Linked DNA regions of Mus musculus: all the other regions are linked to region 1. A link is a loop called in an ENCODE intact Hi-C map of the cell type or tissue named here. Cell type or tissue: heart. All regions are shown on one strand. Each heading gives the region's core, and the rest is flanking DNA. Links, peaks and the distances in the headings are about the cores only.

Region 1 (7,559 bases), core at 920-5,919:
TCTTTTACTGGGAGAACTTACTGCCTAGGTACCACCAAGCATATGACTCAGGTAGACTCCATTTCTCCTTCTCTAGATTTTTATCCTCAGAACAGTGGCTACAAGGGCAAAAGAAATGATGAGAGTCACTTACTGTCACTTCAGTTCCTGCTTCCTGTATGTGCTAAGCCTCGTGATTCCATTCTTCCTTTAGTAGGGAAAGAACTAATACCTAGAAAGTCCCCTATTCTGTGATGACCTCATTAGCTTCTCTTGCCTACAAACTAATGACCCAAGTCTATGATGTGTCACCACACGTTGCCTCACTGCTAACGTACTAAGGGTTGAGACAAGATGAAATCCTATGCTGCCCATTGTCCTATAGTCTGAAGCTAAGAAAACAACAGGGAAATGTTTCCCACAGATCTGGAAGTGAACACAGTACACAGGTTACCAATAGGAAGCTTAGAGAGACCAAGGTGAGTGATATGCTTGATCTAAAAGTGTCCTTACATCCATACACCAGTCTTCCTGTGCAGTTCTGTAAAACTGAATCCCTTCTCAATATCCAAGCATGTAAAAGCTTTAGGCTAGTTCACACGCTGCAGTTGTATTATCTGGGATTCCCACACTTGAAGTTTCTCTCTGTGATGGAGAGGAAGGACATTGTCACATGTACTAATTGACTTTGAATGAGTTGCTTTTCAGGCTTGTGCCCTTTCTGGACAATGGGACACCATTTTCCATGAATAATTTGTATCATCCTGGCACCTCCTCAATCTTCTTGGCTGATATTTATGAGTTTAAATATAGCTAATGATATCACATGCCTGCCAGATGGTCAATAGGAACTACCTGGGATAGTGGAGCATCAGGCACATGTTTGATTTCTTGAGTTAGGACTTAAATATGAAGCTATTTTTTGGAAAATATTTTAATTACAATGGGATTTATAAACCATATAAGGGGTAAACAGATTGATAAAACAAAAAATCACTGAAGGTGAGCATTGCATCCGTCTTACTGGGATGAATGTGTCTGTCGCATTGGTCTGGGTTGTTGTCCTCCTGCTCTGTCTGTGTATTGTCTAAGATGCCTGCCTATGCCATGCATGCTTTCTTTTGTGACCTATTATCTATCAGTTTATCTTGTTCATCGGACCTTGTTACCACACCACAACGTTCAAGGGTTTGCCCAATCATTTTCTTCCATAATTTGTATTGTAGTATTTCTGATCATTATTCTTTTAAGTGTTCTGAATGTTCTGTGGAGTCTTCATGTTCTACCTGCCTTCTGTGACAGGTATGTTCACCTGTCTGGGAATGTTCTACTCCCCCTTAGTTGATTGTTGGTAGGCCTTTTGAACTGCTATGAACCCCATTCTACCACCACGTTCTATATTTGCTAAGTTGTTTCTCGTGCTTTGCAAACTGAGTGCACCTTCCTTCTTACCCAGAATGCAGTCTGATTTCCACTAAGAAAGATCGGCCTCTTGATAGAAGAATATCACCTAGTCCTCAAAACCAATTTTCTTCTCTTAATTGCATGTTAATCTGCTTTGTTTTCTGACTTTAAAAACATTTTCCTGGTAGGTATGGCAACCTACTGGTAGTTCTCACATTTGAAATGTGGAGATGGACTCTGTGGTGCCCGATAGTTAGCCAAATTAGCCATAGAGGTGAGCTCTGGGCTCAACTGAGAAACCCTGCCTCAGTAAATAAGGTGTAGCATTTGAGGAACGCTCCCAGCATCCACCTTGTCCCTCTACATGGACCCACATGTAAAATAAAACAACAGATGCCAATAGAAAGATGGCATCTTTCAAACGCTATGGGTACAGCATACAAATGATACTTTGTGCATTGTAAATTGGATTATTCTTAGAACTAGATATGGGTGTGTGGTAGGGAGAGCTTTCCAGATGACCTCTTCAGAGAGCACAGAACAAGTTTCCCATCGGAGAGGGTGAGAGAAGACAGAACTCAATTAGAACAATGCAGCCTCTGGATATGTTTGAGGACGGGTAGAGAAAGGCTGAGCTTAGAGAAAGTACCCAAGGAGCTGAAGGGGTCTGCAACCCTATAGGAGGAACAACAATATGAACTAACCAGTACCCACAGAGCTCATGTCTCTAGCTGCATATGTAGCAGAAGATGGTCTAGTTGGCCATCATTGGGAAGAGAGGTCCTTGGTCTTACGAAGATCATATGTCCCAGTATAGGGGAATGCCAGGGCCAGGAAGCAGGAGTGGGTGGGTTGGGGAGCAGGGTGGGGGGAGGGTATAGGAGACTTTGGGGATAGCATTTGAAATGTAAATGAAGAAAACATCTAATAAAAATAAAAAATAATAAAAAAAGAAAGGCTGAGCTCGCTTTCTTCAAATACTAATTCGCTGTGTAGATTTCCCAAGCAACTCATCTAATAGACCTCATTGTTCTGTCACACAAGGGTCTCAGACAAGTTTCAAAGAGCTATAAGTAAACAAATTCACAAACACAAGAGACTTGAGAAAAGGAAGTCAACCCCCCTCACTATGAACACATCCAGGAAGCTAAATGGAGACACTGAATGGTCATCTCAGTGCCCTTGACTCTGATCCTATCAGGTCCACTCATTCTTACCGCTGTACTTGTGAAAAACAGAACCTCTGCCAACAGACTAAAGCTGGGGAAAGTCCTCTCCTACAGTCCTTGGTCTGCTTTCTCTGGTTTGGTCCTGAGATGTCACAGGCACTGGGAACCACAGGGTCAGGCAAAGCTCTTTCTTCTCTCATCACCCCGCCCCCACCCCCACCCAACACACACGCCTCTCAGGAGGAGACAGGTTCACCATGCTCTTCACCCCTCCTGACAAGGAGACATCTCATTTATAAAGGAAGGATGCTTGGCCTCTGAATTGGGGTAATGGAATATTTCTTGTAAACCTGGAATTAAGATGCAGACAAAACAAGAGTCCTTCAGCTTCCTTTTATTGGTCCTCAGAGGTGAGCCTGGAACAGTCGTAAATATGTATCAGGGTGGCCCCTGGCTCTTCAGTATTGAAACTCCACTCACAACAAAGCCAAGTGTCCCTGATTTGCCCCCCCCCCCCGCCCCCGCCGAGCCTCCTCCCACTTTTGCCTTGTGTCCCCCCCATGCTTCCATCTCCCTACCCTGGTTGCGGTGACTTTGAAACTGGTAAAAAGCTTCCCGAGGTGACACGCACAGCTGTGTGGGCTGGAATGCATTATAATGCTATGTCTCAATTACAATATTCTTTGGGTGATACGGGAGGCAGGCCCAGCCTGCCTTAGAGCGCACTGCCACCTCCTGGAAAACACCTGCTTCGTGCCGCCTCGAATACCACCAACCAGAAAACATGGCCTCTCCTGTCTTTAGAAGCAAAGATCTGGGTGTACAGAGCCATCTTCTCCAGCCCCCTTTAAACTGGAACACAGCAATCCCTCGAGGAGATGGAAAGGTGTTGCATTGCCATCTTAATTAAAAATAAGTAACTAGGTCGGGGAGGCCACTGGTGTGGGGAGTTGTTATCATTATGTTTGCCTTCTGCTCCCGAGGCGGGTAACAGGCGCCACTTACAGTAATGAGTACCTGGCACCAATAGGATTCTACCCTTGGGATCTCCGGAAGAGGCGCCAACCTTATTTACACAAGGAAGGACTGGGTAGAGGACACAGGGCAGAAGCTGTGTGCACAGGCAGAGAGCTCCAAAGTGGAGAGAACCTTGAGTCCACTGGTCTTTAGAGCAATTATGTACGGAGTCCACCTTACGGTGGGAGTGTTGGGATAAACAAAGATCTGTTTTCAGAAAGAAGCGAATAGATAGGCATCAAAGGTTTCTGTTTGAACTCACAGACTCACAAGGCCAGCCGTCATTTCTGAAGAACAGCTTTAAGAATTATGGAGGGTGACACGCTTGAATTGGCTCAACAGAATGGGTGCATTTGCGAAGTTCTTAGACTGGTCAGCATGAAAAACAGTGGGGTGACAGATTTCTCTATCAACATCGTTCCTTGGAAGTAGCAATAGCAAAAAAATGATTTCTTACATAAAGCCAAAACATTCTTACTTACTGAATCAAACTCAGCTAATTAGGCAAATTGCTTAAATTCAACTAGTGTCCCTTTGAGTGGAACGGAAGGTTATAGATCCTTTGAAAAAAGATAAAAACCCGAAAATTATTCTTTCTCTAGAGAAATGCATTCACATTTCCCCTATTATTTAAAATGGCGGGCTGGCGAGATGGCTCAGCAGGTAAAAGTGTTTGCTGCCAAGCCTGGTGTTCCGGAAGTTTAATCCTTGGAATCCATGTAGTAGGGGAGAATCAGCTTCCACAGGCTGCCATCTGATCTCCACATACATGCTGCGACATGTGTGTCATGCTAGCCCACACTGCAACCTTATCCAAACTGTAATGACATTTAATTAAAGATGCCCTTTACCGTTATCATTCTTTGCAAGCCTGGGTTTAGCTCTGGGGTCTCTTGGTTGTATGGCTTTGGGTGGAAGAGGCCAGGGGAAGGGATATTTGCAAATAAGAGTAGAGCTCTACTTTTGATAGCACCCAAGAGTGGCCAGGGCGTTTCTGTGACTCTTTCCTGGCCTCATATTAAAGCAGTTACATTTTCATCCTTTAGAAACCCTGGATTTTGTCAGAGGCGCACATCTGAAAAGCTCTGATAACACCTGGCTTCCGCCTGGCTGCAGACAAACAAAGCAAAGCAGGGCCTAGCGGTGGCACCTGTTTGGATGTGTCCTTTGTCTCCATCCCTGGAGAGAAACCCTAATGAAAGCTTTTTTGAGGGGGAGCACAGCTTTCCTCCCTCATGGCAGGAGGACCAGAGGCAGCTTATTCTGACAGTGTAGTGGAGATAGCTCACAGCTCTCCCAGGAAACTCTAGGAATGATAAAAACGTATGAGATGAATTGCAAGGTCTACATTAAAATAGCAGTCAAGTGCAGGCACTGGGGATTTGTTCCAGGATTGAACCCGTTCCTCGCCGACCCAGCTTCCTAACATATGTCTTTTCTCGCTTTTGGTTCTTTGAGCCTTTATCATCAATTCCTGGAAGGAAGCCTTTTGTCTTCCCCAGATAATCTGTTGAAAAAGTCCACGGGGTCATGCAGATATTTCCTGGTTTGAGCTTCTGAAGAAACAGTAGTCCCCCTTCGGCTTCCCTTCCTCCTCAGCCACTACACAGTGTCCTTGAGACTAACTTATTTTTGTCTCTTTACTAGAAAATGAAGGACATGTTAGTCTCAAATTCACATGGTATTTTTACTCTCTCTCTCTCTCTCTCTCTCTCTCTCACACACACACACACACACACACACACACACACAGCATTTTATCTTCCAAGATGTTGATATTGATACACACCAAATGATTTAAGATTCAAAGCCACTTTGGAGTCCTAACTGGGGAGAAGGGTCTTGCCATAATGTGTTTGACTTTAGATGACGGAGACAGTGATCTCCTGAAAGAATGAAGACACCTCGATACCATGCTCAAGAGGAGCAGTAGGGAGGCGGTGCCCCTCAGAAAGCAGAGGAAGGTACACAGAAGGGAATGGGATGACATTTCAAAGTGACCTATGAGGATAAATGGATTTGCAGAGAAATAACGAAGGCAAATGGAGAGACAGTGTGTAGCTGAACACACCAGAAACCTTTGCCTGCCTGGGGATGGATAATCTATTTTCTATTTTAGGAAACTAAAAGACAGTTTAGTTAGTGATTGGCACAGCATTTTGGACCTCAACTCAGAGCAAGATTACTGGTGTCTGCCAACCATAATTTCACTGGATGGTGACCTGTGTCAAGGCCAACCTCTGAAGGTCATCTTCCAGCAAGAAGCTGGTGAAGATTTGAAGGTATCATTCTGAAAAAGAGATGAGTAACCCCAGGCCATCTAATGCCTTCTGGTCGGATTATGACTTCTAACTTTCATCTTCTCTTTGGCTGTGATTTATTTGGATAACTTCAAACAACGATCTTACTTACTCCCTCTTTTTTCCCCTCTTTATCTGAAATAACATTTAAAAAGCCATTGATAACCCACTCTTGCTTTATGCTAGATGTGCCCATGTGATACAGAGACCCCAGCTTTCTGAGAGGAATGTAGAACTAGCTTGCAGAAAACCAGAGATATACATGGGAAAATTCCAGTAGAGGCAAAAACAGGGAAGAGGCCAATAGAGGTTCTTACAGGAGAGAGACATGTTATCTTTCTCATGACATTGGTGACGAATTAATCTTAATATACGTGTGTGGAGACTGAGCAGGCAGGGATGTGGAGGGGACCACTGTGATATGTGTACAGACACTTTCATCTGCACTTGGTCATTTTCCCTTACAGGACCCAGCCTTCCATTCTCTGTCTTTCCTGAAAGGTAAAATCCTTTTTAGTGATACCATTTGGATTCCAGAATAACAGAGTGCCAGGAGACTAGGAGTTAAAGGAGAGAATATTGGTAATACCCGGTCACTGAAAAGTCCTATCAGAGGCAACAAAGTATGTCACCATAGGGGAGAAATGTAAGTGTCTCAGTGTCCAGAGAGGTTTTTCATGTTATTCTGAAATACCTGAGAATTCTCTTCCTGGGTTGCATGTTCCCTACAAAAGCTGGAATGGAGGGAATAAAAATCATAGTCTCAATGACTAATATTAACTACACTCTTATTCTGGAACTGAAGAGGTGGTCCAGAGTGCCTCAATAGCTCTGCTTTGAAACATCAACGTCACTGAAAATACTTTACAAGGCCAGATGATGGGTCAGCAGATGGAGGTGCTTGCTACCACGGCTGATGACATGAGTTTGGTCCGTTGGGACCCACTTGGTAGAAGAGTACTATAAGATGTCCTCTTCCCTCCATGAATGTATGTACACATGCACACATCTTTTACAAACCTTATTTGGTTTAATCTCCAATGACGTTTAAGGCAAAAATTCTCTTCAGAATTTTGTTCTTTACACTTCTTTTTAAAATTATTATTATTACATATTTTCTTTATGCTATATTTTCAAATGCTATCTCCTTTTCTGGTTTCTCTTCTAAAGACCCTTTATCCCCTCTCCCCACCCCCTGCTCACCAACCCACCCACTCCTGCTTCCTGGCCCTGGCATTCCACTGGGGCATCGAACCTTCACAGGATTAAGGGTCTCTCTTCCCATTGATGACCAACAAAGCCATTCTCTGCTACATATGCACCTGGAGCCTATAGGTCCCTCCATGTGCATTCTTTGGTTGGTGGTTTAGTCCCCGGGAGCTCTGGGGGGTACTGGTTGGGTCATATTGTTGTTCCTCCTATGGGGCTGAAAATCCTTTCAGCTCCTTGGGTCCTTTCTCTAGTTCCTCCATTGGGGACTCTGTGCTCATTCCAATGGTTGGCTGAGAGCATCCACCTCTGTATTTGTCAGGCACTGGTAGTGGAAAGTCCTGTTCTTTTTCTGTTGAGTTTTGATTGGCCAGTATATTCTCACTCTTCTTCCAACAGGAACACCCTGGTATCATTTCCTGTGTCACTCTTTGGGTTGGGGAGCTAGTCTATGAGTGAGCATGTGACCAAGACCAGGCAG
Region 2 (7,559 bases), core at 1,012-6,011, 82 kb before region 1:
TGAATTTGAGTGGTGGGGAATCTGTTGTAGGTCTTAATGGTGGGGATCTGTTGTAGGTCTGAGTATCAAACATTTCCTGGAATTTGAGCAAATGAAGATGCCCGTTTGGGGTCGGTTGGCACACAGCGTGTATTTCATACCATGCTAAAGGACTTGGCTGTTTTCCTGAAAAGCATTACAGGATAAGGGCAGATAGTTGGGCATATATGGCTAGATGACCTGTCACAGTAGAGCAGAGGAAAAGCTGAACACGTGTGACTGGGTGAATAATGTTACATGTTCCCAGCACCTAAGAAGCAAAGTAAAGGGTTTAACCCTCTGCCAGGGCCTCTCCTTATCACACCTGTTCAAATCCCCAGTTACCCTGGACACGGGATTCCAAGGGCCTGTTCTCTTGATTTCTCTCGGATCCTAACCCCACCCTGACCACTGCCATAGCAACCAGGCGCCTTGTGCTAATTTACATTACAAAATCGTTCTCTTGACAGTCTAATAACTTTCAATTCAACATAAGTCCCTCTCCCAAGGCTATGTCAGTAGCCTGTCTGTTCTAGAGGTTTGAGGGTCTGGAGTTGATTTATTGCCTTTTTCCGGGATCTAGGGTAGTGGGTCTCAACCTTCCTAGTGCTGCAACCCTTTAATACAGTTTCTCACGCTGTGATGACCCCCAAGCGTAAAATTATTTTCGTCCTACTTTATAGTTTTTTTTGGTATAGTTATGAATCCTAATGTAAAATCTGTGTATACTGATGGCTATAGGTGACCCCTGAGAAAGGGTTGCAGCCCACAGGTTGAGAACTGCTGGGCCGGAGGCTGCCCACGTTCACTGCTGGAGACTCCCGGTCCTCCGCCATACCAGCTGCTCTGGCTCTTTCACCCGCCTCTGGCATTTTTAAGGATTCTACTTTGATGATGGAGGGTTGGAGTTTCCAGAAATGGTGTGGGCAGCCTCTAGATGCTAGAAAAGGCAAAAAAAAAAAGGGGGGGGGATGGAGGGAAGGGAAGAGAGCAAGACAGTGAGTCCCATGACAGTACAGAATTGTGCAAGTTCAAAGCTGAATATCCCGAAGACTGTTTAGCTATATCACTGTTTTATAATACCTTGAATCTGTTTCAGTTGTTTCATAGGGACAGTCCAGATAACAAGTTCACTCTAAATTAAGGGCCTAAAATAAGCTGCTGGGACTGGCACTGTTATTCGGGGGATCTTGTAGTAGATTGTTATGCTGTAAGTTTCCTGTTCTGTAAGTTTTCTGTTGTCTTTGTCTTTTTTTTTTCCTCTCCTCTCCTCTCCTCTCCTCTCCTCTCCTCTCCTCTCCTCTCCTCTCCTCTCCTCTCCTCTCCTCTCCTCTCCTCTCCTCCCCTCTCCTCTCTTTTTTTCTTTTCTTTTCTTTTCTTGTTGTTTGTTTTGTTTTTCGAGACAGGGTTTCTCTGTGTAGTCCTGGCTGTCCTGGAACTCACTCTGTAGACCAGGCTGGCCTCAAACTCAGAAATCTGCCTGCCCCTGCCTCCCAAGTGCGGGGATTAAAGGCGTACGCCACCACTGGCCCAGCCTTGTCTTTTTTTCTTATCATCTCCTGGGATACTGTTGTACACATGTACCTATTTAAGGAATGGGCATAAACAGAGGGTGTGGAGAGTATGGGGTCAGGGAACAGGGTGGATTTGTGATTTGTTTGTTTAAGAATGAGCAAACACAGGGAAGCCTTGCTTTGGACAGGAAACTCTGCAAGCCTGAATGGGTAGCTTGCTAATGTCCTAGCAAGGAATTTGAGTGGTGGAGCTATCTCAAGCTACAGCGATGCCTAGGAATGTTGTCATAGTCCAGGCAAGGGCTAGCTTAAGGAGAGAGCACACAGCCAGACCATGCATGGCTGTTGCTTTACATGCATCACAGCAGGTACTTCCGCCAGACCCTGATATTGCAAACTGTTAGAGCACGGAAATGCCCACACTGTTATTGGTAAGATGCAGAAACCTGCCTTAGACTGATGTCAGTGTAAACGGCTACTTATTAACAAGCTTAGATTATTAGCTCGAATAACTATTAGAAATGGAATTCAGTTTGTCTTTAAGGTTGGCTAAATCCAAGTTCCCAGATACCATCCAGATTCTTTTCTCTGCTCACTTCCTTCTCCAGCGGCAGTATGGGCACACTAGCAGCTCAAAGCTCATCTCCTAGCAATTTAGCATTCCCAGTGGAAGGAGCATGTCTCTCTTCCAGTAATTTCAGTAGCTATAGAACCACCTTTCCTTTGGCCTCTGTGTGTCATGTGACTGTTGCTTAGCAATCACTGCCGCCATGGCTTTCACTTTAGAAGGAAGGTCAGCTTTATACTAGTGAGAACATAAAAGGGTTTCTACCCAAGAGACTCTCATATGTCTACCATCAGAGTAAAGAGGAAGGAAGATGACCATAGCATCTGCCAAGGAAGGTGCTCGATTATGGAACTTAAGCCCCAAGTGTTAGTCCAAGAGCCTCAGCCCCAGTCTTTATTCCATGACTCTCCACCTATGTATCCTCCCCTTAGTTCTTTAACACATACTGAATCAGACAGACAGACAGACAGATGCACACACACACACTGACTGACTCATCATGGAGATGTCCCCAGGATAGTGTTGGGGCTATCTGTGAACACCACTCTGTTCTTTGTCTTGGTGTGAATATATTATGCCTGTGTGGACCTGGAATTATAGGCAATACACTCCTAGGCTTTCATGGTAAAGCCCGAGACAGCAAAGTGGGTGTTGAAACATCAGTGTTCTACTAACTGGTGACATAGGCCAGTTATTCATTATTGTATATACAGTGCATGAGCATGTCATGTGTTTAGAGAGCACTTCCACATTTTGTTCCTTCTTAGATAAGTATAGTTATAATCATAACAGTCCCCGTGTAGTGACATCTTACTCTGTGCGATGTGATATTATGATACTTCTCTTGCCTAATCCTTAAATAAACGTAAGAGACAGTGTCCCCATCAGCCACGCTGCTACTGGAAGAGCTAGGGTCTGAATTAAAGCAGTCTGACCCGAGCTGACTCCTCCAGCACACTTCCTCGTCTCTCCATAACTCACAAGTGCTGTCTCTCTTTAAAACTGAGAAAAGTAGCTGGACCTCTCTGACATGCTTGTTGTTTGTCGTTCTAGGTGTTTCTCCAGGTCTGACCATCTTGCGCTCCATATGAAGAGACATATCTAAACAAAACAAAACAAGACAAAATAAAAACAAACAAAAGTAAAAAAAAAAAAAACAACAAGAACAAAACACCGCAAAGGCCAGAGTTGCCATGGCAGCAGCCAATGTCCGAAGGAAATGCAGTGAGGCAGAGGGCTGGACTTCAGGCGGGGAGAACTGCCTCGCAGAAGAAAGTTCTCGCTTACAAACCTCTGTGTGCATACATGTACACGCACACGTACACACACCCTCTCACACACAGACCCACACACAGATCCACTCTCATGCACTCAACTATATTTAAAGTATATACGTCTATTTCTTATGCCTTGCCCTAGCCAGATGATAGAAGACAAGGAAGAAGGAAGCCAGGTGAACTCGGCAAGGCACTGGCTGCTGACCCCAGCGCTACTGGATCACTTCCCAATGTTGCCAATGGAAAACAAAGCAAACGGATGTCTGTCTCCATGGTGGCCGCAGTCCAAGAGGCTTACATAACTTCTCAGTGCAACGTGATAAGAGAATCCAACATCTTATGGTTGCATATGTGTAGCACTAATGTTTCTTTTTAAATAGTTGGGGGAGATTGACCTAGAAAACCAAATTGCAGTTTGGTAGCCAAACTTAACTCCTGGGTTATTTGTCCTTTGTGTGTGAAAAGTCCTACTATTCCGTACGTCAGACTTCCTCACAGAACTGTCGGTTGGTTTTGGTTCTTCTTAGGACCAGTGAGATCTTTTGAATTGCTACCAACGGCCTTAGCGGCAGCAGACTGTGGATTTACACCTTACACCTTTCTGGCCTGCATCTCTCTAGACTTTACTCTCGAGGGAGGAGTTTTCTTTTCTTACTTTTTTTGACTCTCGCACATCATATGCACTAGGGATTCTGAAAACTTCTAGCATGACTGCAAAGTGGCCAAGAGAATAAAAGTCCTTGATGATAAATCACAGTATACCCCTTGAGCCTCACCTTCTTGCCAGTGCTAGATTTTTTCTTTTTAAATCTCTCTGATTTTTTGCTAATGAAAACTTGAAAAAAAAAAAAAAGCTTATTTGGAAGCTTAAATGTTTTATCTTTTCTCCGTGGACTAAACCTCTCCAGGACTCTCTCGGCACCTGGATGTCTAGCTCTCGAAGCAGCCAATCAGATGGGACATCAGAGTTCTCTCATCCCTCCTTAAGGCGTGATGACCTCAGCTCACAGTGAGCGGCTACTCTACTGTCCTTGCTACCCTATAACTACTTACAGCATAGATCTCGCTAGTCTCAAAGGGCAGCTGCGTATTTAATCTAACTCTGGGTTATGACCTGACAAAAAAGCCAAAAATCTCACTCTTTCCAGGAGTGGGGGAGTCCGCGGATGCCTCCCAAATCTAGAGGCTTCACAAAACATCATCCCATCCCTTCCCTCACTCACCCTCTGAGATCATGGTACCCACTTGTTAAATGCATACTTCAAAATGCCATTGTGGGAATGAAGGTTGTCCATTAAGGAAAGGGTGAATGTGTCACTCTTATGATGTCTCTACGGGTGTTGGTGGGGGGGCGCTTTCTTTAGGGGGTACTGGTTCTTTTTGGCTAGACCCACCATGGCTTGTGACCTAGAGCACCCAAGATCAACAGAGGCCTCATATTTACCCTGAAAGCTGATTCCAAGGGATTTATATTGCTCACTTGCATATCACACACACACATCCAATGTTGGTTTCTATCTTCCCGAATTCTTAGCTAGCTGGCACTGGCCTAAACTCCAAAGACTGCCTTTAGGACCATTAACTGGCCTATGCAAGCAAGCGGGGTGGGTATTAAGGCAGATTGTATATTTTGTATATTCTGGGACCATCCCTTCAAGACGCGTCTAACAAACAAAAGTGGCGTTTGGTCCGTACAAGGTTGCTGCACCCTCATACCAGCTGGCTCCCTCCTGCCCTCCTCTGACTGTTTTATCCACTGACTGTTAAAATGCCGCCCATACATATTTGGGATGCAAAACTGAAGTCTTTTAAAAGAAATAATAATAATAATATAAGCAACACAAACACATATGACAGCAACCTTCAAGATCCTTGGCACTTGGGTTCTCAGCTTTCTACGGCTTTGGTTTTACTGAAATGTTGAATCTACTTGTCTGAGGGTAAAGGGACCGCTTTGTCACAAATGCTATAGCTTCCAGTTGGACAGTTGGGGCATTTCGAGGTCTAGCCTTTAGAAATTTCATTTTTGTTTTACTTTTTTTTTCCAATTTAGACCAAAAAGAAAAAAAGAAAAGAAACCATTGTAAACACACACGTGTGCGCACGGGTGCATACACACACACACACACACACACATACTCCATTTGCCAGAAGCAATTATGTATATGTTAGTTGGAGGGTATTAAAGAAAAAAGAAATCTGATTTATTCCAAAGATTTAAAAGTGGACATGACTTAGAAACTGCTCTGGAGCACTGCTTGCTGACAATCTCGTTCTCTACTGCAATCGAGTGCATTCTGCAGCCAGTCCATCAGGGCATACCATGGGATTCTATTTGAATGTGTGCTGCATCCTTTTTTTGGATGAAGGACGTGTGAGGGACCTTGAACCTCAACTGTATTGAACTGTAGCGCCTCCAGTCAGTGCACTAGATGAAACTTTAGACTGCCCAAATTCTGTTGGTTTGTTTCTCTCTTCCCAGTCTGTAGCAGTCAGTGTCCAGCATGAATGCACGCACACGCCAGGGATGGCATTAAGCCATGGCTGCCACGATTTACAGATGTTCTCTCCCAGGCTGGAGCTGCTCTTACTCTCAAATTGTCATTACTAAGGTTTATAGTACTTAATTTAATTTTTTTTTGTACTGACCAATGCAAGGCTCTATAAAAAAAGAAAAAGGAAAAAAAAAAAAAAGAAAAGAAAGAAATGCAAAAGAGTAATCATTGCTGTTTGTCCCTCTCGCCATCTGTGGTTTCATTTGAATGTGGCAGAACAAAGGCCCCTTGGTCCTCTTTGGTGTCTGAAATGTTTGGTAATTTCTCTTTTGTATCAGTGAGGTCTTTGTGATCTGCTCCTGATCTCTCTTGGAGCAGGGCGCACTGAGATACCATGATGGTGCTTGCTTGCTTCAGAGTCCTTTGTTGGCTGTGGGAATTGGCCTGAGAATTTGGTGGGTGCTAAGCGCATGGCTTTGAATCTGTTCTTCTCTAACCCCAGTGAAGACCTGTGGAAGATTGCGAGTCCTTAGCTTGGGGTGGGTATCCCTTGGACATTTTAGAAATAGGTTTATGACACGTCCTCCTCCATTCTTCCTCAACTGCAGAGGCAGTTGCTTGATGCCTCTGGAGGGAGCAGGTTTTTCAAGAAATAACCTCAACGTGTCCTTTGCTCCCAAGAGGACTGGGTGTCTAGAATGGTGTCATGGATATTTGAAACATGAAATCCCTTTCACAATTTAAGACATTACCTCCTAGCATTCCAAGGGGATCCCAGATTTGAAAGGGCAAGCCTGGCATAAATGTGGCATAGGCTGTCCTCTTGAGCATTCTATCCAGGGCCCAGAGATGGCTATGTAGAAGACATGGTTCTAAGCCACTGGTGATTTTCTTTACTTCAAGTTACTTCTCTTTCTCCTCCACGTGACCTTCAGGGATGTGGGGACCGACATTGTAATGCTGCTCTTTGCTCCTGGCCTCCTGTCCCACTGTCAGCTTACTGGCCCAACCTCATGCCTATGTGGATGAGTACTTTGTCCAGAAAGAAAGAGATGTTTGGATTCCAAGTTAAAGCTGCATTTTTGTAAAAATATTGGAGACCCCCCCCCAATGACCTTCATGCTGGCCATTTCCCTGTCCCAGTTTCCTTCCCAAAGCCCTTCAACCACTCCCCACTCTCCCTGCTGCCACCTCCCCATGCACACCTCTACCCTTTTCCATCTTTGATCGCCTGATGATAACAGGGTAAAAAGAGAGCCAACCTCATGTCTGATGAGCAGGATGGATTCCTAGGAATTTTTTTTAATTTATTTTTTATTTTTAAATCTTCTTTGAAATTAGAGAAGAGTGTATTTAGGGACTTGAATTTGGGATATGCTTCCAAATGATCTGTGTCTATTTGCATCCAAGGGAAAACAAATGGGGGAGGGGGAGGGTTGGCTAACTCAAGCATTCAGAACTGTCCTGCCTGCAGCCTCCACTCCTGCATCCCATGGGAAAGCCCAAAGAAATGGTTTGCCAATGCAAACCTCAGTGTGATTAATTTTCACGGTTCTGAGTGATTTCCTCTGTGGGAATCAGTTCATAATGTAAATGTGGGGACTACTTATATCTCCTCTTCTGCGTGTGTTACTTCAGAAGGAAAGAGGAAGGGAGCATGAACAACCCATTTGACTCCAGAAATCTG
Region 3 (7,559 bases), core at 1,012-6,011, 65 kb before region 1:
TCATTTGTTCTTGAGTGTGTGTGCATGCTCACGTAAATGTGTGTGTGTGTGTGTGTGTGTGTGTGTGTGTGTGTGTGTGTGTATGTGTCCTTTGGGGAACAGTTCTCACCTGGTGTATAGGTTCTGGAACTCCAACTCAGGTCTTCGGTCTTGACAGAAGGCACCTTTATTCTGAGTCCTGTGCCCATCTCCTCTCTGTATCTTTCCTGAGCACGATCCTCTATGGGCACAGTTCCTTGGAGATAAGAGCCTTCATTTTGTTGGCTTTGAGTCAGTCATCTTGTTTGCACTTGGCAGCTGATACTCTGCGCAGAGATGTGCTCTGACAAAGCTCTAAGTGGAATGTGGAATACTGAGTACAAAGGACTCACCCTTGTTGGGGTATAAGATCACAGTTTGGGCTATCCTGGGCTACAGAGCAGCCAGTGAGACCTTATCTTCTGCCAAGTCCTATATGTTTTTAAGACTTCCTTCACCATCTGAAGAAACTTAGGACTGAGCTGAATGAAAAGGAACCTCCATGGTTTGAAGGAACCCTATGCTAGAGAGAGGTAGAATTATGTCTGTCAACAAAGCATTTTGAGTTAAGTCTAGTTCTATGTCCATATTTTATCAACTACTGTAGGGAAAGGACTGCGTGTCATAGTTGGAGAATATGGGCTTCTCCATATCCTGAGAAAGTTTCTCTAAAAATAACCTTTCTGGGAGCCCTAATAGCGAAACACAAACAGAGTGGAATTTTCGGGATTATGAAAGTTCTTTCTTAAAATGTTCATATATAGGTTTTTGCTCATCCCCTTCACCTGACCTACAAGATGGAGAAGGTGTGGGTGGCTTGGGGAACAGGAAGGGGCTGGCCATAAATCTGATCTAATTTGGAAAGGGAAGGATAAAGCAGATATACAGTAATCAATAGAGCAATGTCTTGTTCTGTGGTCAGTGCTTACTGGCCCTGCTGCTGGAATGTGATCCTCCTGTGCGGAACCCTGAGCCATTAGAGGTGACATGAGTTCACAGACTGTCCTCCCTTGTGGTTGGAATGTGTGGCTCCTCAATGCACAGACTCCTTAGTGTCCAACCAGAGAAAACCGTTGTGGATGGTTCTCTACATCTTTGCTTTTTATTCCGTTGTGCTTTCCCATAAAGAGGAAAGACGATTTCTGCCCCCCCCGCCACCCCCCCGACCCCCCCGACCCCCCCCCCTCCGCCAAAAGCCACGTTTGCAGGACGGAATGTACGAATTTGAAACATTTCCTCCTGAAAAATCCTATTGGAAGAACAAATAGGGAAAGCAAAGCCACAGAGAGAACAGGGACTTGATTGTTCCTCCACTGACTGAGCTAGCCCCATGCCTTGTCCTGCTACTGCTACTGCTACTGGGGGTGGGGGCGGGGTGGGGGCCGGCAAAGCATGCTTCCTGATCCTGGAAAGGAAATAGCATAAAAATGCTTTGACTGAAAAGTGAGAGCACTAATTGATTGTTAATGACTGCACAGCCCTAAATGTCTGGAATTTGGTTTAGATTCAATGTAATTTGACATTTGCCAACCATTATTAAGTCCCTTTGATGCTCTCCCCGTGCAGCCGTGATGAGCAGCTGATTGGCTCTGGGGGGTGGAAAATGCAACTGGCTGGGCAGGGAGTCGATGGGTGTCTGGAAGTCAGCCATCTTCCCCTGCTGCCCGGGCTCAGCAGGCTGGCTGGGCTGGGTGGCCTTCCCCACACCCTGGCGTCTCTGTTTTCACGCACTCTTCTGTAGCCATTTTGTTTGTTTGTTTGTTCTCTTGTTTTCAAAGGGGCATCTCTCTCTAGCACCTGGTCACCTGGCTCAGAGCAAGGCATCTTCTCTTCTATTATTGCTTTTCTGTGAATCAGAAGCCAACATGTCCCCTCTCAACAAAAAAGGGCACAAACCAAAAACCAACCCCCCCCCCAAAAAAAACCCCAAAAGTACTGCCACTTTATCTAGGATTCAGAGAAAGATGCAGAGGTGGGGGTGTGGAAAAGCTACTGTGGGAAAAATACTCCCTGTGGGAAGGTGAGGCTTTTCTCTCCCTTTTCCCTCCACCTCTTCCCCCCCCCCCTCCTTTTCCCCTCCTCATGCTTCCCCCTCCCTCCCTCTTTTCCCCTCCCTCCTACATTTCCTTTGTATTTCTCACAACTCCTGGGTTCCTCATCTCGTGCATAAGTAGTCAGTTCCCCCCTCCCCCCCACTTTTAATTTCTTTCCTGCCATGACCTGGCTCCCCACAGAAGCTCATAATCTTCCAGTCCCCAATTCCAGTTTCCTGAGAGAAAAAAAAAATTTTTTTTTTCCGATTGTTCAGGTTCAGAGCTATGGTTCATCCCTGGTAAGGTGCGTGTGTTCATCCTTCTAGAACTCAGGTAAGCCATAGGTAAGGCAGGAGCAAGGCAAATGTCACCCAGAGACTCTTCTATAGGGTAAAGCACAAACTACGCCCCTTTCATGGTCGTGAGGTAAACTTTAGAATATTCCATCTAGCCTTGCAGACACTTGAGCTGTGTATGCTAATAATTCGTGGTGAACTCCTACCTTCAGGGACAGCGTGCCGACTCCCCTTAGCAGAAAGATGGGTTCCTCCGCATTCATACCTGTGACATTCACCTGTGAACAGTGCTAGAGGGAAAAAAATCAGAATCATTCGCGGCAGCTCCATGAGAGCAAGAGCAGAGAACACAGTGAGAGAAAAGCCCTAATTTCATTCCAATTAGGACAAAGATAACGTGTGTAAGATATGCGACTTTTGTCACGGGTAAAACAGCCTAGTAGAAGAAAAGGATAAGAGAAGGCTCTAGATTCATTTCCCTAGCTCTCGGGCTGTGACACTGGTGAGCTGTGTGGCCTGAAGTCCATTGCTTGGCCTCTCTGGGCCTTGATCTTTCAGCAGTGCTGCAGTGGCTGCAAGTAAGGAAAATGGACAGAGTAGGAGGGAGACACCAGGCTACTTCCCCTCCTGCGCCAGATCTTTTAAACAGGATTTCCTCTTGCAGTTTGGAATTCCAAAAATATTCCAAGATTAATTTTACAAGCATTGAGGAGACTTGAGCACACACCACCTGTACTGTTCTGGCTCCTTTGAAGATGCCTGCAGGAATTCTCTAGTCTATGCAAGGGAACAAGTGGGCCGTCCTTGTATGCTTGCTGTGGTAGCATACATATCACAAACAGAAATTCTAAACACTGGGATCGGGTTTCCTAGTACGTGTGTAGTTTTCTTGTCACCTCTTTGACTGCCCTTCTGGGTGCCCAAACACAGTGCCCCCCTACTTCTCAAGAGTCTACCTTGTAGCTGGTTAGTTCACGCCTGAGATGGGCTTTTCCCAGCTTCCTTCCGGCTGTTTCTCCACTGGCTGAATTCCTCAAAAACTAATCAATGTGTTCTCAGAAAACAGAACCTGGCTAGGAATGTTTATCATTTTCTTTGCTAAGTGCTGTTTTTTTTACACGTTGGACCTCTGATTTCCTACAATTCTTGGAGAGCACTGGCAGGAAGAGGGTAGGAAACCCCGTGCCATAGAGGGACTGTGATTAAGTCGGCTTCCGTTCTCTCCTTCCTTTCTGGGCTGGAGTGAGCTGGGTGCCCTGAACCAGCGGCTCTCCCCACCCCCCACCCCACAGGAGGCCAGTGTCTTTGATGGTGTATTTTTAGACGATCTGAACAGAATGACCGCTGCGTGTCTGTCCCTCCCCAGCAGCAGGCTTTTCCATTTACTTGCTTGTTCACTGATTTGGATTTCCTTCCAAATAAAATGTAAGCAAGGCCAACGCGCTGTCGTTAGAAAACATTCCTGCCTTGAGAAGCAGCTTTCAAGGAGAAATGATGGAAATGAGAGTAAAAGGAAAGGCGTCAAGGGTTCCAAAAGCATCCCCACAGTGGTCTAAGAGGAACTTTCAGTTTTTAATGTGCATGTGTGCGCGCGTGTGTGTACATATGCATAAGCTGTGAAGACCAGAGGTCAAGGTCCGGTCTCACCTCTGTCTTTCTCTACCTTCATTTTGAAACAGTGTCTCTCACTGGGTCTGGAGCTCACCAATTGGACTGAGGTGGCTAGCTAACCAGCTCCAGGAAGCCTCAGGTCTTTGCCATCACTCCCTCCCTCCCCAGTCGCAGATGCCTGCTCTTTTAGCCGATGCTGTAGACCTAGACTCAGGTCCGCCTCACTCTTGCTAACCCTAGACCATCGGAGCTGTTTCCCCTCTAAGAGACACTTGATAGTGACTGTCACAACCTGATCACAGGTGGTAGTGTGTTTCCAACTCTGATAGCACATCTGATCTCATTGCTTTATTATCTAGATTTTAAATAATAGTTCTCATGACAGGGAACTAGGGAAACAGCCAGGATCTAAGCCTGTGTCCTTAGCACCATCTCTCCTTTGTATTGAGGACACTAGAGCCCAGGGAGGGCCATTAGCCCAGGGAGATTTGGCTGTAGGACCCTAAATAGGAAGCCTGAGATTTTAAAAAAAGCAACTCTACTAATTCTATTTCTCCTTGGTGTGCTGTCCAGCCCATACCGAGCAAATTTAACTCAACCATGATAGGTTGTACAAAGATTTGCGTCACTTAGCAGATCTTTATGTTTATAAATGGGTTAAAATATTCTGTAAATTTGCTTGCTCAGAAGGTGTGCTCTACTCTGTTTAGATTAAAGCAGGCAGCTTTGTTTTACAAGTGAAGCCACAGCTACACCATTGTATGTGTTCTTTTACAAGAGGAAGCATTTTCGTTTGGTGTTTTATGATACAGGAGTTGGGATTAATTAATTTACTAATTTAGCTAATGAGTAAATGCTAAGCTAAAGACTGGGCTAAACCCTGGGAATTCAAGGATGCTCAAGGCAATTTATATTAGTTAGAACTGTGTGTTTATGCTTATTCATTTGCTTTGGTGGTGACAGAAACTCAACATGAAAAGGCCTCGCACAAAGGGGAGTTCATTGGAAGTATCTCGGCATATACACAATTCAGTACAGGACTATAGGATGGAATGTACTTCTAGAAACATTCAGACTGGGAATTCACTTGCTCAGGCCTTCCCCTCCATGCATTTATTTCACTGTTCTCTTCCTAGAGACTTCTACTTCTTTGCCTTCATCTCAGAAAATGTGGCCGCCATAGCTATAAAGTGCCTTTGTCAAAGCCAGAGATACTGACTTCTTGGTTACAATACCATAATTCCCAAGGAAAGCATTGGTGGGCTCTGTTTGGGCCAAGAGCTCACCCTATACCCACTCTTGACTGTGGGCAGCCTTCTCCTCCTCAGTCGGGGGCACAGCCTCAGTCAACCAGCAAGGGCCAAGTGTGGTTTTGCAAAGACACAGGACCATTATAATGGAGCCTGTGATATCCATATGAGATCCAAATGAGTGTAAGTGGAAAGTAGCTATGAGTGTAAGTGGAAAGTAGCTATTCCTGGAAAGGGGGATCATGGGAAGACAACCTGGGATCATGATTCATTCTTTCTCTCTCTCTCTCTCTCTCTCTCTCTCTCTCTATGTATATATATATATATATATATATATATACACACACACACACACACACACACACATATATATATATACACACACACACACACACACACATATATATATATATATATATATATATATATGGTGGGTCAGTATATCTGCATATCTCATTCTGAGAATGAAATCCAGTTCAACATGCTCATACAGTAAGCACTTTGTCAATTGAGCTAGTGTCCCAACCTAATGCTATAGTTTTAATATGAGCTTGATTACGGGCACATAGACTCACATTGCTCAAAAACACCCAGGTCTTAAAAAGAAAAACTGTTCTGCCTAAGGAGAGTATTGCAGAGGATGTACAGAGAAGCTCAACTGAGTCAGGAAAGGTGAAAATAAAGTCAGCAAGGAAAAGGTGTTCCAGGAAGAGGGAAGGGCATGCATGGAAGTTCAGAGGCGTGAACCCCCCCCCCCCAGGCATGAAATGGTCAAACCAAGCAGTAGAACAGAAGTCTGCATCTTTAACCTAGTTACCTTACCTAGCATCTGTGGAGCAAGGGAGGTCCGGAAATAATGAAATAAATTACATAGCATCCACTGTGATAATATGCTGGACATTGTTCAAGGTTTGTGGGATACCCCAACAGGCAGAGTTGACAAGGCCGCTAAACAGTGACTGAGGAGAACAGTATATGAACATGTCTTTAGTTAAAATTCTGGTACAACACTATGAAGAAACAGACAAGGCACCTGGCAGTAAACTTTTGAATGGTTCCAACAGGCTTCTCTAAGGCTGTGACATTTGAACGAAGACCCAATGAGAATGAGCACCCAGAGAGAGAGGTGCTGTAAAGGGGACACAGGACACAGAGCTGGGTACAGGAAGGAGGCCTCTGTGACTAGAGAATGGGGAGGATATTATGTTGATGAGAGGCCAAAAGGTGGCCCTCTCCGAGTTATCCCTACTGATAAGGGGTCTCAGCAGTTTGAACAACAGCATCCTTTCCTGATCTCCATGGAGAAATGAGCACTCTGTCAGGAAAGAGCATCATGTCCAGCCAATTCCTTAGGTGAAAAGACTGAGATAGTCTCACTTCCTCAGTCTCCCTCTCCTCTCCAGTCAGCCAGTCATGAGTTCTTGTTCTCTAAAACAAACCCAAAGGGTCTTGGTTTCTCCCTGCTTCCCCCTGAGCTTCGCACTCTTGTCTGGGCTGTGGATGCTTCAGAGCCTGAGCTGCCCTCAGAAAGGTATCTAAAGCAGAAACTCCAGCTGAAGGTTGTATAAGGTGGCATCGAGGTCACTGGCACAGAACTCAGCTTTTAAAGTGTTCTCCATACATTTGGTTTTTTTTTTGTAATTCCCATCTTCCTGGTACATTTCAACATGACAAAGAGATCAAAGGATTTTGGAGAGGAGACTTGAATTTGTGTCCTAGTTTTAAAAAACACGTGGCCTTGGGCAAGCCCTAATTTCTCTCAGCTACAAATCCCTTCTCTGTGAGTGAGGATATTGGGTACAAAGTCATTCCTATTACACAGGGCTCCAAATACGATGATAGATATGAAAACGCTCTGCAAGCAGAAACTCATTTTTACATGAGCGAACAGCTTTATGAAGTTGTATTTAATTCTGCTTCCTGCTGTGTGCGACCTCTCAGGTTTCTATACTATAAAACACCAGAAAGTAAAAAGGTTTTAGAGTGCACTGGAGTCTTTAGCTTGCACGAGCTCCCAATTCTTAAACCTCAGCCCATACGATATGCAGCTGACCAAGCCAGCTCAGTCAGTCAACAGGTTCTCCAGCACAGGAGTGAGGATTAAAAAGAAATAAAAAGACAATTAGACAACATTGTAACATGACCCCAGTTAATACTGAGGCTGAAGACAGGTTTACTTTTTTCTCAATCCACTTTTATAACATTTTAATTACATGCAAGTGGTAAGGTTGAGCGGTGCAATAAGGAACAAGAAAGGCAAACAAAATGTCCCACGATCACTGTTTCTAAGGGCTTATCAGGATGACCAAGATATCTGAGCCTACTTCCCCGTCCTAGCCCAAAGTCAGATT

What was found. A loop is a pair of places that touch in the nucleus more often than their neighbours do. Peaks named below come from ENCODE experiments on the same cell type or tissue, not always from the same donor. Only the 100,000 strongest peaks of a DNase experiment are listed, where the experiment ranks them.
Region 2: it touches region 1 in a loop (2.5-fold over the local background); 6 of 42 quality-filtered maps call a loop at or near these places.
Region 3: a loop joins it to region 1, with 3 times the contacts of the local background. A loop is called at or near these places in 6 of 42 quality-filtered maps.

Annotation. Positions count from the first base shown.
Region 1 is chr1:63,949,385-63,956,943 of GRCm38, reverse strand. No RefSeq gene overlaps it. Among named protein-coding and RNA genes, the nearest start is that of Gm13749, 12 kb to the left of the region's middle. In heart, for the core only: a CTCF peak has its summit at 3,286 (motif pointing left); a DNase peak (open chromatin) is centred at 3,273; H3K4me3 peaks cover 241 bases; H3K27me3 peaks cover 716 bases.
Region 2 is chr1:64,031,359-64,038,917 of GRCm38, reverse strand. It overlaps Klf7 (Kruppel-like factor 7 (ubiquitous)), which reads left to right. Exons shown (of 4, transcript NM_033563.2): 4 at 3,154-3,255. The coding sequence ends at 3,205. Among named protein-coding and RNA genes, the nearest start is that of Mir6899, 7.4 kb to the left of the region's middle. In heart, for the core only: no CTCF peak of the experiment used is centred there; DNase peaks (open chromatin) are centred at 1,707 and 3,617; H3K27ac peaks cover 447 bases.
Region 3 is chr1:64,014,901-64,022,459 of GRCm38, reverse strand. No RefSeq gene overlaps it. Among named protein-coding and RNA genes, the nearest start is that of Mir6899, 24 kb to the left of the region's middle. In heart, for the core only: a CTCF peak has its summit at 1,032; DNase peaks (open chromatin) are centred at 1,369, 1,619, 3,029 and 3,569; H3K4me3 peaks cover 1,367 bases; H3K27ac peaks cover 3,140 bases.